Regions from separate parts of the Homo sapiens genome. Here region 1 is linked to region 2. Evidence: chromatin loops called from intact Hi-C (ENCODE). Cell type or tissue: heart left ventricle. All regions are shown on one strand. Links, peaks and the distances in the headings refer to the core of each region. The heading gives the core; the rest is flanking DNA.

Evidence for each region. Hi-C counts contacts between places; a loop is a spot of excess contacts. Peaks named below come from ENCODE experiments on the same cell type or tissue, not always from the same donor. Only the 100,000 strongest peaks of a DNase experiment are listed, where the experiment ranks them.
Region 1: a loop joins it to region 2, with 3 times the contacts of the local background. A loop is called at or near these places in 39 of 110 quality-filtered maps.

Annotation. Positions count from the first base shown.
Region 1 is chr1:153,944,024-153,955,141 of GRCh38, forward strand. DENND4B (DENN domain containing 4B) reads right to left here and starts at 2,695. Exons shown (of 28, transcript NM_014856.3): 1 at 2,278-2,695; 2 at 35-374. The coding sequence starts at 351. It overlaps CRTC2 (CREB regulated transcription coactivator 2), which reads right to left. Exons shown (of 14, transcript NM_181715.3): 2 at 11,042-11,118; 3 at 10,850-10,966; 4 at 10,232-10,293; 5 at 9,515-9,583; 6 at 9,243-9,346; 7 at 8,782-8,811; 8 at 8,548-8,612; 9 at 8,374-8,423; 10 at 7,995-8,239; 11 at 7,237-7,643; 12 at 5,092-5,361; 13 at 4,435-4,621; 14 at 3,652-4,306. The coding sequence ends at 4,086. RefSeq lists enhancers at 947-1,046, 1,367-1,416, 1,885-2,385, 3,197-3,266 and a silencer at 1,907-2,806. In heart left ventricle, for the core only: CTCF peaks have their summits at 2,736 (motif pointing left) and 2,944; DNase peaks (open chromatin) are centred at 1,268, 2,028 and 2,678; H3K4me3 peaks cover 1,856 bases; H3K27ac peaks cover 1,993 bases.
Region 2 is chr1:153,820,143-153,822,642 of GRCh38, forward strand. The region is part of intron 2 of GATAD2B (GATA zinc finger domain containing 2B); the gene reads right to left. Among named protein-coding and RNA genes, the nearest start is that of SLC27A3, 46 kb to the left of the region's middle. In heart left ventricle, for the core only: a CTCF peak has its summit at 1,354 (motif pointing right); no DNase peak of the experiment used is centred there.

The DNA of each region.
Region 1 (11,118 bases), core at 1,189-3,688, 130 kb after region 2:
CTCCCCTGGTGCCAGCATGGGTAGGGGCACACACCCCAGCTCAACGAGGGGGGGCTTGTCACGGCCCCTGCGGTAGCAGATGACGGGTTGAGTTCCACCCAGAAGTCCAGCACTGAGTTCCAAGGGGTGGCCCCCAGCAGAAGCCTGGATGCATGTGTAGCCCTGGGGCACTTCCTCGCCCAGTGCCCTAGCGATGACTGCCACATCTGTGATGGGCTCAGCTGGCCGGGGAGGGCGCAGGGGCCCACTGGGTTCAGGAACCCACGTTTCCTCAGGGATGGGTGCTCCGTTCCCTGCAAGCCCAGCTACCACGAAGTAATCCACCAGCCGGGGGGGCCGCTCCTCCGCCATGGCCCCCCCCTCACTCACTGCATCTGGAATGGTCAAGTGGGAGAGAGATGAAGCAAGGAAGGCTGGGGATGCCATGGCAACCAGGGTACCCTCTTGCTCCCCTCCTCTTCCTAGTCCTTCCAAAGAAAGGCAGGATAAGGGGTCGGCCAATCCTGAACTCTTCCCCCTGTGACATCACTGCCCACCACAGCTTCTTAAAGAGACCAGATCCCTCCCACTTAATGGTCCTGGCACTCCCCTCAAAGAACCTAAACTCCACCACACACAGCTAACCTGAGCTATGACATTCACATTGTCCATGTGTCCCTTTTAAAGGCTCACCAGTTATAACATCACAGAGATCACAATCTTTTTTGTAATAGCCTTCCATGACATCATTCATGCTGGCCATGACATCATACCAACCTTACAGTCTTTTCAAGGGTTTCTGACCTTCCTACTCTAGTTATGACACCATAAGAACCTTGTGATCCTGCCAATGTTCTTAAAGAGCCCACTCCTAGGTTTTTAAGAGGACCCCATGGGTTTCTGAGAAAGCCCACAAAACCCAAGCTTTAAGAGTCTTTTCAACGAACCCAAGTGTCCTTTCTCCTAGCTTAACTCCACCAATCTGGCCCAAAATCCAGTGTTCTCACACCTCCAGGATCCTTAGGTAGCTCGTTAGATCCAAAGCAGTTGTGAGAGACAAGTCCCGGCCATCCCACACCCTCCACCATGGAGCCCAGAGACAGAAACAGGCCCACAACAGCCTAGTTCTCACCTGCCTCCATGGCCCAACCCCGGGGAGTAGGAGCCCCAAGGGTCCTGAGGCGCCCCAGGGTGCAGAAGCTGGGAAAAAGCCTGGTGGGTAGCTCGCAGCAGGGGCCCAGAAGCGTGGGGGGTGCTTCAGAGGGGAAGGGAGGTTACTTCCTGAAACAGTGGAGGGGAAGCTGCAACTCAGAGGAAGTCAGCCTATGGGTGTGTGTGGTGGCGGTGGCGGTGGTGGGGTTACCATTGAAGGTGCCAGCACAGCATTACGCCAAGTTGGAATCTCAGACTATAGGATCCTGAGCAAGGCAGAGGAGGCTCAGAATGGTTCCAGGATGTGCAGTCCTGCTAACCTCCTGCTGTTCCCCCAGAGAACAGGGAATAAGGAATCTCATAGAGCCAGGCTGGCTTTCTTCATCACCTGGCCTCTGGACACACACACACACACACACACGCACACACACACGCACACACGTACACACACCAACCCCAGCTAAATTTAGACTCCACTTCTGGGAGGTAAAGCCAGGAGTCAGCGTCAGCCTCTTGATTTAATTCTGGGGCACAGACCTGTCCCTCATCCACTGAGGGCGAATGGGAGCCCTATGCCCAAGGCAGCAGGCAGAGGCCATTAGGTGGGACCTTCTGAGGGGCAAGTGGGTGGCACCCATCCGCAGGACCTGCGCACCGGGGCCTCCCCTCACCAAGCCAGGGAAGAGTCCTGCAGAAAGCAGCCCTTTCTCCCTAGGGAAGACAACGGGCACAGGGCCCACTCCGGGTCCCCACGCCCGCGTGCCGGGTGACGGGAAGTTCGGGTTGGGGCAGAGGGCGCGCCGAGGGGGAGGAGGCTGAGGAAGGAGCAGGAGGGCAGAGAAGCAGGCGCGCCGGCGGCCGAGGACGTGACGGCAGCAGCGCCGGCCGCCGCGTGACCCAAGCGGGAGGGAGGGCGGCTCCGACTCCGGCACCCACGGGAGCAGAAGGGGGTGCAGGAGGCCGGGCACGGCGAGCTAATTGCGGGAGGTGCCCTCCCCTCCACTTTCACTTCCCCAGGAGAGAGGAACCGGAACCAGATGTGCAGTGAGGGACAGCAGCTGGGGGCCATCCCCCACCCCGCCTGCCGCCCGCGCTCCCTCCTGCCCGTCCCCGCCTGCCGCCCAGCCCGGTCCAGCCCCTACCTGCCTGTCCCGCGCTTCCCGGCCGGCCGGCCCGCTGGCGGGTGGCTCGGAGGGCGAGCTGGCGGGCCGGCGGGCGGCGGGGCTACCCGGCCCCAGACATGGCGCACCCGACTTGGGCGCCGCTCCCGCCCGGGCAGTGAGTGAAGGAAGAAGAGGCGGCCGAGGACCGCAGAGCGCGGGGCGCAGTGGAAGGAGATCCGGGCGGTCCCCGCGTCCCCGCCGCGCTGCGCCACGCGGGGACTGTGCTGCCGCGCTGCTCGCTCGGCCGGCTCGGTCCTCCCAGCTCCCGCGGCGCCGGGGACCCAGCGTTCCTCCGCGCGCCCCGCTTTCTCTACTCCCCCAACCCCCGCTCCGGGCCGCGGGCGCCGCCGCTACCCCCACCCCTCCTCCTCGGCCGGCGGCCGTGACCCTGGCAAGCGTCTGCCCAAAGCCCAGCCGCCTGCAGCCCGACCCCTGGCGGCTGGGAGGGCCCCCTGCACCCAGGTAGCTTCCCACCATCCAGCCCGTGCCTCAGGACACTGACCCCAGGCGACCCAGAGGGCCGCGGCGCGCTCCCTTCCCGCCTGGGTCCTGCAGTCAGATGTGGCAAGCATGATGTGGGCGCAGGTGAAGTCCCGAAGGTCTAGTCTACGGGGACCCAGGTGGCTCCCCCTACTTCCAGGTTTAGGGCACAGGGCATTCCCTTTGGACCAGAACCAGAAGCTCTCAGTTCTCTTTTTTGAAAATGACAAGAGCTTTGGAAAGAGGAAGAGAGGCCAGGACTGCAGGGTGTGGAATAGAGCAGTGGAGGTGGGGGTAAGGTAACTGCGGGGCTCTACTTTTCTCACTATGCGGGTTGGGGGAGTGAGGGGTGCAGAGGCCCACACGGCTGGTCCAAGGGCTGGCAACCCAATCCAGAAAGAGAAAACCTTCAGAACATGCATGGCACTGAAGGATCTGTTTAATTAAAACTAAAATGAATGAGTGGTGAAGAGTGGAGAGGGTGAAGTGAATGCATGCATAGTGAGGGAGTGAGGATGAAGGCTTGCTTCCCTGAGACCTAGGAGCACTTCAGACCTGTGGGCTCAGCCAGCAATCACCTCCTTACCCGACTCACTGCCAGACCTAGGGTTGAGGAAGAGGAATAACTTGTCTGATCAGTCAAAGCCCCCATCTGATGCTGCAGCAGGGCCCTGGACAGACAGGAGGGCACATGAAGTGATTTCCTGCTGCCGTGGAAGCCTACATCCAGCTGGGTACAAATTCCGAGGCTGTGGGGCCCTTCCACAAAGCACAGTGGTGCTAAGAAGATGCAAAAAGCCTAATAGATAAAAAGACCCATGGCCCTATAACTCCCTAGATCCCCAGCCATGCCCCAAATAACTAACCACACCAAGGGTTTGATATGATTTTTTTATTAACATATAATAATATATTTAATAAAAAATAGTATCCACTCTGGCTCTCTCCTCCACTGCAAGGGGAAGAGTGGTGAGGAGGGGCTGGCACTGCCCACCCCTAGGCATCCGGAAAAGCCCTGCTTCCAGGGCTCCCCTCTACCCCTGCTTTCCAACAGGCTCTGACCTCCAGACAGACGGTTCAAAGTTACAAGTGCTTTAGGCCCTCCCTTGAGTTCCCCCAGGCCCATCCCTTGCGCAGAATTCAGGGGCCACCTGGACAAACCCCTTGCTTTTTCTCATTCTTGGCATCCTTCATTCATGCTAGAAAGAGGATCTGGGGACAGAGAGTAGAGTCTCTACCTGCCAGGGGGAAGGGAGGAAAGGAATGGTGGTGGGGGATGGGGCCAAGAAGAGGGATGGTGATGAGGTGCCCTCATTGGAGCCGGTCACTGCGGAATGACTCCTCCACAGCAGGATCAGGCAGCAGGGCACAGGGGTCACTCAGCATGTTTAGCCCTTCCAGGCCCAGTGGCTCCATGCGCAGCTCATCTTCTAGCCCAAGCCCTAGCTCCAATCCAGCTGCTGACACCTCAAAGCCAGGCACTCCGGCCAGGGCTGCTGCAATCTCCTTAGAGAAACCTGGAGAGGAGTCCCCTGTGGGTAGAAGAGACAGGTGAGGACCCCATGTCCTGTAAACTTTTCCAAGACCCCTCAATCTCCTACTCATTAGTGAATGTGTCACTTCCTCCTTCCATTTCCCATCACCACCCACCCCCATTCACCTGTGAGGATGATGTTAGGCCCTGAGCCATGGCGGGAACAGTGGGTCAAGTTCTGGTGGTTGAAGGTGTGGGGATCCTGGGGGCCACCCATTGGCCCCTCACCCCCTAAAAATCCAGGCCCTTCAGAAAAGCCAGGGGGATCCAGCACCAGGCTGGCTGATGGGCTCTCCATGCTGAACTGCTCCAGCTATAGACATACAGACAAATCTTTAGGAAGTAGGATTTAGAACTGGTGTCCTGCCTAGCCCTGCTAACATATCCCCTTTGCCCAGCAACCTTCATCCACCCCAGGAACAGAGGCAATGACAGAGGGAGGTGGCAGCAAGCAGAGCGACAGAAGCGAGCACGGGGCCCGAAGTAAGTATGGGCACCGTACCTGCTGGGCCAGAGCATGTGCATGCCAGGAAGAGAACGGGTCAAGGCAGAAGTCATCAAAGAGCAAGCTGAGCAGAAATAGAGGGGCAGGAGTAGGGTCAAACGCAGGAAGAGAGGAGCCCCAAGCTGGCAGTGCTATGTTACCTCCGGGGAGAGGAGATCTCCCCACCACCCACCCCACCTAGATCTCCCCATTCACAGTGCACCAGCCATGCCATTCAGGCCCCATTGACCCACCCTCACCCACTCCCCTGCTTTTGAGCAAGGAGCCTGAGTACTCACATTCCCCAGGTTGAAGTCACTCATTGGCCGGTGGTAAGACTGTTGCCCATGCCCACTGGGCCCAGGTGGGTACGGTGTCCCATAATGAGACTGCCTGCCTGGGGGCTGCCCACCTGAGGACTGCACTGAACAAGACTGAGAGGGCAGCCCTGGCTGCTGTAGAGACTTTGGGGTGTGGGGCTGGGTAGGCAGAACCAGACTTGGGGAGCTGTATGGGTATGGGGGTAACCGCTGGTCAGTGGACAGTTTACTGGTATCCAGGGGGACGCCCTGAAAAGAAGTAAAAAGAGGGAAGCTTACTGCTCAGTGTATACCCCAAGAACTCTCAGTCAGAGCTTCCCACCTTCTTTAGCTACAACCATTCCCAAAACAAACATGACAACATTCCACATTCTCACGGGCATCCCTGGGGTTGAGTGCAGTTACTCAACCCCAGGGATGTGTATTAGTTGGCAGGGTGTGGTGGCTCATGCCTGTAATCCCAGCACTTTGGGAGGCCCAAGGCAGGTGGATCACCTGAGGTCAGGAGTTCGAGACCAGCCTGGCCAACATGGTGAAACCCCGTCTCTACTAAAAATATAAAAATTAGCTGGGCATGGTAGCAGGCGTCTGTAGTCCCAGCTATTCGGGTGGCTGAGACAGGAGAATTGCTTGAACCCAGGAAGTGGGAGGTTGCAGTGAGCCAAGATCACACCACTGCACTTCAGCCTGGGCAACAGAGCGAGACTCCGTCTCCAAAAAAAAAAAAGTGCCTATCAGAATGAAAGTGATATAGTGAGGCTAACACAGGGGTAATTTTAAATCTACTCCAGAAGTAAACTATTCTCTTTTTTTGAGACAGGGCCTCACTCTGTTGCCCAGGCTGGAGTACAGTGGTGCAATCATAGTTGGAACTGTAGCATCAACCTTCCTGGTTCAAGTGATCCTCCCATCTCAGCCTCCCCAGTAGCCAGGACTACAAGCGTGCGCGACTGCACCTGGGTAATTTTTTATTTGTTGTAGAGACTGGGTCTCACCATATTGACCAGGCTAGTTTTGAACTCCCGCCTTGGCCTCCCAAAGTGCTGGGATTACAGGCATAAGCCACTGTGCCTAGCCTTAGAAGTAAACCATTCTTAAATCTTGATACTTGAACTATTTATTGTTAGTAAATAAGGAACTAAGGTTGAGAACTGCTGTTCTACAGCCTTGAAGAGGCCAGAGGGGGTGGGAAAAGAAAGAAAGAAAAGGAGAAAGAAAGGAAGGGAAGTCAAGCTCACTCCACACTCTGGGAACAGAGCCCTTGCTAATCTGGCCTCAGTCTTTCCTACAAAAGAGGGGACCTGAGTAAAGATGGAACACAGAACACACATTCCAGGGATAGCAATGGAGGAGGAAAAGTTGGGCAGAGGAGAGGGAAAAGAGCATTTGGATGAAAGAAAAGAGGAGTAGAGATAGAGAACAAGAAGAAAAGGACAGGAAGGGAGACAAGGGCTAAGAATTTCATCTCTGTGGAAAAAGCCCTAAACTAAGAGCTTCGAGTTCTAGTCTCAACTCTTCCTAACTTGCTGGGTAAACTTGGAAAAGTCACTTTCCCTCTAGGTCCCACTTTCCTCATCTATTAAGTGAAGGAATTGGGCTCCACAGTAGGAAATTGACTGATTCTACGAATTCTATGAAATTAGGAGGGGATACAGGGGAGGAGACGGGACAAGATAGAGGCATGAGATAAAAGACAGATATAAAACAGACAGGAACAGAGGAGGCAAATAAAAGGAAAGGGTAAGCTACTATTTGTCAAGCATACCTGGGCTATGTGTGGTGCTAAGTATTTTATGTATGTTACTTCATTTGATCCTTATGAACCATCCTTGTTTTAGAAATGAAAATACTGAGGCTTATAGAAATTAAATAACTTGTCCAAGGTGACTGCTAGTAAGAGGTGGAGCCAGGGTTTGAAGCTAAAAAAGCTTAACCACAGCGTTTGGGTTTGCACTGTGAAGCAAGAGGAGACAAGATGGATAAAAGATGGGGCAGGCGGAGGACAGAGGAATGGAAGGGGATGAGTATAGAGTAGGTATTTCAGGAAAGGAGGGTGGGAGGGAAACAACATGGCAGGAGAAAAGGGAAGGGAGACAGACATGCAGGGAAGGCAGCCACGCATACCTGAGTGATGGAAGACAAGGTGGGTGACATTGTTGGCGAAAACTGTTTGGGCAGCTGCTGTTGGGACCTTCTGGCGTCGGCTGGGCCCGCGAGCAAACTCAGGGGGCTGAGGGGCACACGGCGGTGGTGGGGGGAGGCCCCAGGGGTAGAAGCAGGGTAAGAGGGGGCGCCCAAAACAGGAGATGAAGTGGAGGAGGAGGAAGAGGAGGAGGAGAGAGCCGGAGCACTGAGTGAGGGGTGGCCCAGGGAGGTGGTGGGCAGTACATGGCGGGCCAAGGAGGAGGCAGGCAGAGAGGGGTGGCTGTGGGAGCCCTGAAGCTGGGGCTGAGGACTGCTCAGGGAAGCCTGGAGGTTGGGATTGCTTAGGGAGGACTGCAGGGATGGGTGGCTGAGAGGTGAATGAAGTCCTGCAGGCACAGACAAAAAACCAGAGATGCCAACATTACTGATGGGAACTGAGCCCCTTTCCACCCAGAATGGGTGGCAGTGACCAGACTATGAAAGCGGCAACACAACGTCCTCCCTACTCTATCCCTGACAGCACTGCCCATCTGGGGACTGCCCTTCCTCTTCTTTCTAGGAAACACCACACCTACCAGTTATCACTGGCTGAGAACTGCCGTGAGGGAATCCTGGGGTGCAGAGGTGACAGGCGGTGTGGGTGATCACAGCAGGATCTCAGGTGCTCAAACCTACCTCCCCTTCATCCCTCCAGTCAGGCAGCACCCAGTGGGCACATGGCCAGGACAGTCACTCACCTGGTGCATCATAGCCTGGGCCCAGGCCCATGCCCCTGCTGATGCCCAGGTGAGTCATGGTGTGGGTCAAATTGGAGGTACTGTTGCCCCCACTCAGGCTAGGGTAGGCTGTCTCTTCAGGGTCCAGGGGGGTGGGCAGTGGTGGGGGAAAGTGCAGGTTGGTGAGGTCAGGTAGGGAGCCCCCCGTGTTCATGGCAGGTGGGAGGACAGGCACATTGGCAGGCTGGTCAGGAGATGGAAAGATGCTAGGGGAAGGAGAGAAAAAGAAAGATGTAAATAGGAGGGTGGGTGCAGTGGTCAGGGAAGAGCAGAGATCAGTCTCCTACATCTCCCTGTACTTCCTTCCCCCACCTCTCAGCCAACCTCAGGGAGTACTTACTTAATTCCAGGGACTTCACAGGACCGAGGTCGGGAAGAGGATGAGGATAGCTGAGGAGAGAAGGGAGAATATGGAAAATGAGGACAGTGCTCAGCAGAGAACCCTGGAAGGCCTGCCCCATGGCAAGGGGATAGCAGAGAGACTAGTGGGTGACACCCGGTGGCCTCCTCCTACCTTCTTAGCATCCCATGGCTTCAGCAAATGCTTGTCATCTAGCAAGTTCTCCTCAATAGCAGGTACTTGAAAGAGAAAGACTGGTGATGGGAGAGTTGGAGAAAGAGCCAGTAAGGCAGGACAGGAAGCAGAAGCAGGTGGGAAGGAGTCCTGCTCCCTGAACCTGCACACAATCCCAACACCAGCCCAGAAATTCTTTGGCATTCAGTACCCACAGCAGTGAGGAACACATACCTTTGGGGTCCATTTCACCATCCAGAATACCTGCAAGGGATACAGTGGCATTGGCTGCAGTGCTCACTTGCCTACCTGCTTTAAATAGCTCCATGGAGGCCGGGTATGGTGGCTCATGCCTGTAATCCCAGCACTTTGGGAGGCCGAGGCAGGTGGATCACGAGGTCAGGAGTTCAAGACCAGCCTGGCCAAGATGGTGAAACCCCATCTCTACTAAAAACACAAAAAATTAGCCAGGCACAGTGGCAGATGCCTGTAATCCCAGCTACTCAGGAGGCTGAGGCAGGAGAATCGCTTGAACTCGGAGGGCGGAGGTTGCAGTGAGCCGAGATCACGCCACTGCACTCCAGCCTAGGCGACAGAGTGAGACTCCGTCTCAAAAAAGAAAGAAATAATAAATAAATAAATAAATAAATAAATAGCTCCATGGTTACTCCCAACCCTGGGACAGGGCCACTTACCCCCACGTCGGCTGGGCAGGATGCTGGGAGGTGTGGGGCCTGGGTAGGTATCCTGGGGACTGGGGTTCATCACACTTGTATGAAGGGCAGAGTCAGAGCTTGTCCTATGGGGGGAGCAGGAATGAGCTGACACCAGTGACAGTCTTCCTGGTCCCTAAGCCCTGCCCAGCAAGGGAAAACACTAGCTGGTCTGGAACAGGGTGGGGGTGAGGGAGCAGGGCCCCAGAAACTACAGATAAGAGATCTGGCCTAAAGAAGGCAAAAGCCATCACCTGTTAAGTGCAGATGGTAGTCGAAACAACTGCCCCTTCTCTGCAGGGAAATTGCCCCAGGCCATCGTCCTGGGGTAGAAAAACAAAGTCATGAGGAGGAAGGCTGGCAGTGGACAAGAAGGTGGGCATAGGGGTTGGAAAATGTGGGGCAGCTAAGGTGGAAGTAAAGATGGCTGAGCACCCAGATCATCCCCTTTTCTTTCTGGTTCTTCTCCTGCCTATGATTGACCCCTCCCCCAGTCAATCTAAGAGAGCTGGAAACTTCTCTCTGCCAGGACCAGCTGAATGGGAATCTTGGAGCCCAGCAGCATTCCTGGGTATGAGCATTGAAAGTGAGATGGACAAGGGGAGAGTTTAAGAAATCTAAAAGTGCCAGAACACTACATCTTGCACCCACCCTTGACAGAAGGTTGCCATTTTCACCTGCCCCTCTGCCATTCTCCCCTCCCCCTTACACACACACCCCAGCCTGGCTATGGTTCCCATTGGTTCTGCTCTGGCTGGACTGGGAGGCTTGACCACTAGTGTCAACATGGCCAAGGCTGGACTCTGACCCACCTACTCCAACTGTCTCCACCTCTCTCAGCCCTGGCGTTATAGGAAGAGGTACTGTTGAAACCTTAGCCCAGTAATCCCAGCCCCAACCCAGAAGGGGCAACTCCTTCCAGAAACACGTCAGAGAGTAGGCAGGAGCTTCTGCCCGCCCTGGACACTTACCTTCGCCAGCTAGACTCTGGGGGAGGAGATAAGTAGGCAGGACTATAGGGAGAGCTGTCAATGTGAACAGCACCAGTTAAGGAAAAAAGTAGAGAGGACAGATGAGAGAGGCCAAATGAGGAAAGAACAATGAAGGCAGCAGATAAGTTGTTTCAAGAAACTCATACCTTTCTCCTCTTCTATAAGGGACAACAATAGGATCAAAGAATGGAAGAGAAAAAGGGAATCAGGTCTAAAGGGGCTGAAAAAATCCAGGAGAATGTTCAGGCAGGGCTTGGAGGAGACAGTTATGCAGGTCTCTGAGACTGAAAACTTAGAAATCTGAGAAGAGACCCAATCTCCTTTAGCAGGAGACAAGGAAGGCTTGCCTCTGGCAGCAAGCTGATGTGAAGACAGCCAGAGCCAGCCAGAGACAGGGGGCACAGCCTCAGGAGCAAAACTCCTTGTCACAGGAGCAGGTGCTGACGCAGGGGCTATGGTCGCTTTTCAGGGAAGCTGGGTAAAGAAGAGCTCCAAGAGAAGGAAGGGACGCACAACACTTCAAGTGCTTCCTATGAGTCCCTGAGGAACCCCATCCCACTACCTTTCAGACACTCCCAAGTCCCCTGTGAAGGATATGTGGCGGGTGTATCGGCGAAGTGGGGACACCATTCTTCGAGGATCTCGCTGCACCCGTTCCACCAGCCCATGGTGCCGAGTGCTCCGAGATGAATCCAAAGGTGAGTGGAGGGGGCTCTGCCAAAAAGGACAGAAGTCAGCAGAGGAAGCAGCCTAAGAAACTCCACTCCTCCCTGGCTGGGGTCTACTCACCTGGAACTCGGCCAGGCCAGAGCCAATCTGGTTAACATTGGGCAGAGACCCACCATAATGAGAGCTCCTTGTGTATG
Region 2 (2,500 bases), core at 1-2,500:
TACTGAAGAGTACACAAAAGAAGGAAGTATTAATAATTTGAGGGAATAGTGCCAAGAATATTGTCTACAGCCTTACAGAAAAGGATTAAACCTCCAGAACCAAATATATTGAACTTGCATCTACTTACCAGAGTTTTATCCAGCATCTTACCTCAAAAAGAGTCTAGAAATTACTTTGAAATCTAAATCTCCTGCACTGACTCCTCTTACTCCTAATCCTATTTACTAGATAACTCTCATTTAGGTCATTCTGGGGTTAGCCTTAAAAGCATCATGCTTATTTGTGTAAGATGATAAAAAATGGCACATACTGCTTAAGACCTAGGTAACAAGAATTCCGGAAACTCTAACTGCCTCAGGTTCCCAAATCCGTGACTGTATCTTCTAATTCTCCTCTAATTTCAAAGATACATTCCCAGATCCTACTTTCCTTGAGATTGTCAGCGTAGTTGGTAGTATATAGGTCGAGGGCAATTGTTCTTTGGTCCTTTTTTTTTTCCCTCTTGAGACAGGGTCTCACTCTGTCACCCAGGCTGGAGTCCAGTGGCCCGATCACAGCTCACTGCAGCCTTGACCTCCTGAGCTCAAGCGATCCTCCCACCTCAGCCTCCTGAGTAACTGGGACTACAGGCATGTGCCGCTACGCCCGGCTAATTTTTGTACTTTTTGTAGAGACAGGGTCTTACTATGTTGCCCAAGCTGGTCTTAAGCGACCCTCCCGCCTTGGCCTCCCCTTTGGCCTTAAACAATCAACTTAAACCCTTAATGATCACAGATCGCTAGCTGTCCACTTCTCAGGGTTTCTTGTCCTAGTTGCTGTTGGCACATGGAATTTTTTTTTTTTTTTTTTTTTTTTTTTTTTTTTGAGACAGGGTCTCACTCTATTGCCCAGGCTGGAGTGTAGTGGTGCTTGCTACATTCTCAAACTCCTGGCCCCAAGAGATTCCCCCCGCCTCAGCCTCCTGAGTAGCTGGGACTACAGGTGCACACCACTGTGCCTGGCTAATTTTTTATTTTTTTGTAAGGGGTGGGGGTCTTGCTATGCTGCCCAGGCTAGTCTTGAATTCCTGGGTTCAAGTGATCCTGCTGCCTCAGCCACCCAAAGTGTTGGAATTACAGGTGTGAGCCACCATGCCCAGCCAGGACATGGATACTTTTGAACAGGGAACCCCGATCACTGGAATAAGCAATTTCCTAACAGGGTAAATCTGAGTTGCTAAAATCAACCAAACTTAGGTAAGGAAATAGAATAGGAGGATAGAAAGGTAAGAATGACTATCTTGTGAACTATTAAATTTGTCTAGATTGCTGGCCACAGACACAGCAAGCTGAGAAGGTAGAAATACAGAAAAAGCCACTAGAGGGAGAAAAGAGCCTTTCATTCTCTAACCCCAAATATGAGGAGTAACAGGCCTGAATAAAGTGTCTGCATTCTTTTTTTTGAGATGGATTCTGGCTCTGTCGCCCAGGCTGGAGTGCAATGGCGCGATCTCGGCTCACTGGAACCTCCGTCTCCTGGGTTCAAGTGATTCTCCTGCCTCAGCCTCAGTAGCTGGGATTACAGGTACCCGGCACCGCGCCTGGCTAATTTTTTTTTGTATTTTTAGTAGAGACGGGGTTTCACCGTTTTGGCCAGGCTGGTCTCAAACTCCTGACCTCGTGATCTGCCTGCCTTGGCCTCCCAAAGTGTTGAGATTACAGGCATGAGCGACTGTGCCCGGCCTGAATTCATTTTTAAAGCGTGATTTACTTCTCATTTCTATATTCCTTTATACTCCCCCTCTATGATTAACATGGGTCATTTTGGGTGGGCAGATCACTTGAGGCCAAAAGTTTGAGACCAGCCTGGCCAACGTGGAGAAACCCTGTCTCTACTAAAAATACAAAAATTAGCCGGGCATGGTAGTATACGCCTGTAATCCCAGCTACTCAGGAGGCTGAAGCACAAGAATCACATGAACCTGGGAGGTGGAGGTTGCAATGAGCCGAGATTGCACCACTACACTCCAGCCTGGGTGACAGAGCAAAACTCTGTCTCAAAAAAATTAAAAATAAATAAAAAATAAAACACCGGTAATTTTGGAATCTGGAAGATTTTTCATTTAGAAGCTCTTTCTATTCTGGTCCTGGCTGGATATATACATTACAGATTATTTCTAAGGTAAGGAATTCTTCCTTGCTCAAATGAGTGCCACTTAACTGCTTAGGAACTGCCCAGTACCAAGACAGAGATATTACTGGATGGAGATTTGGGAACTGTATGCCATTTATCAGGAAGTTATATCTGAGAACAACTTTAAATGATTATTTTATTCCCAGATATAAACACACCGGTATTAGGTAGATAGCACAGATAAGGCAAAGCCAAAGCCTCTCTGTTTTTCTTTTGAGTCGGAGTCTTGCACTGTCACCGGGGCTGGAGGGCAATGGTGCAATCTCGGCGCACTGCAACCTCCTCTCAGGTTTAAGTGATTCTCCTGCCTCCTGAGTTGCTGGGATT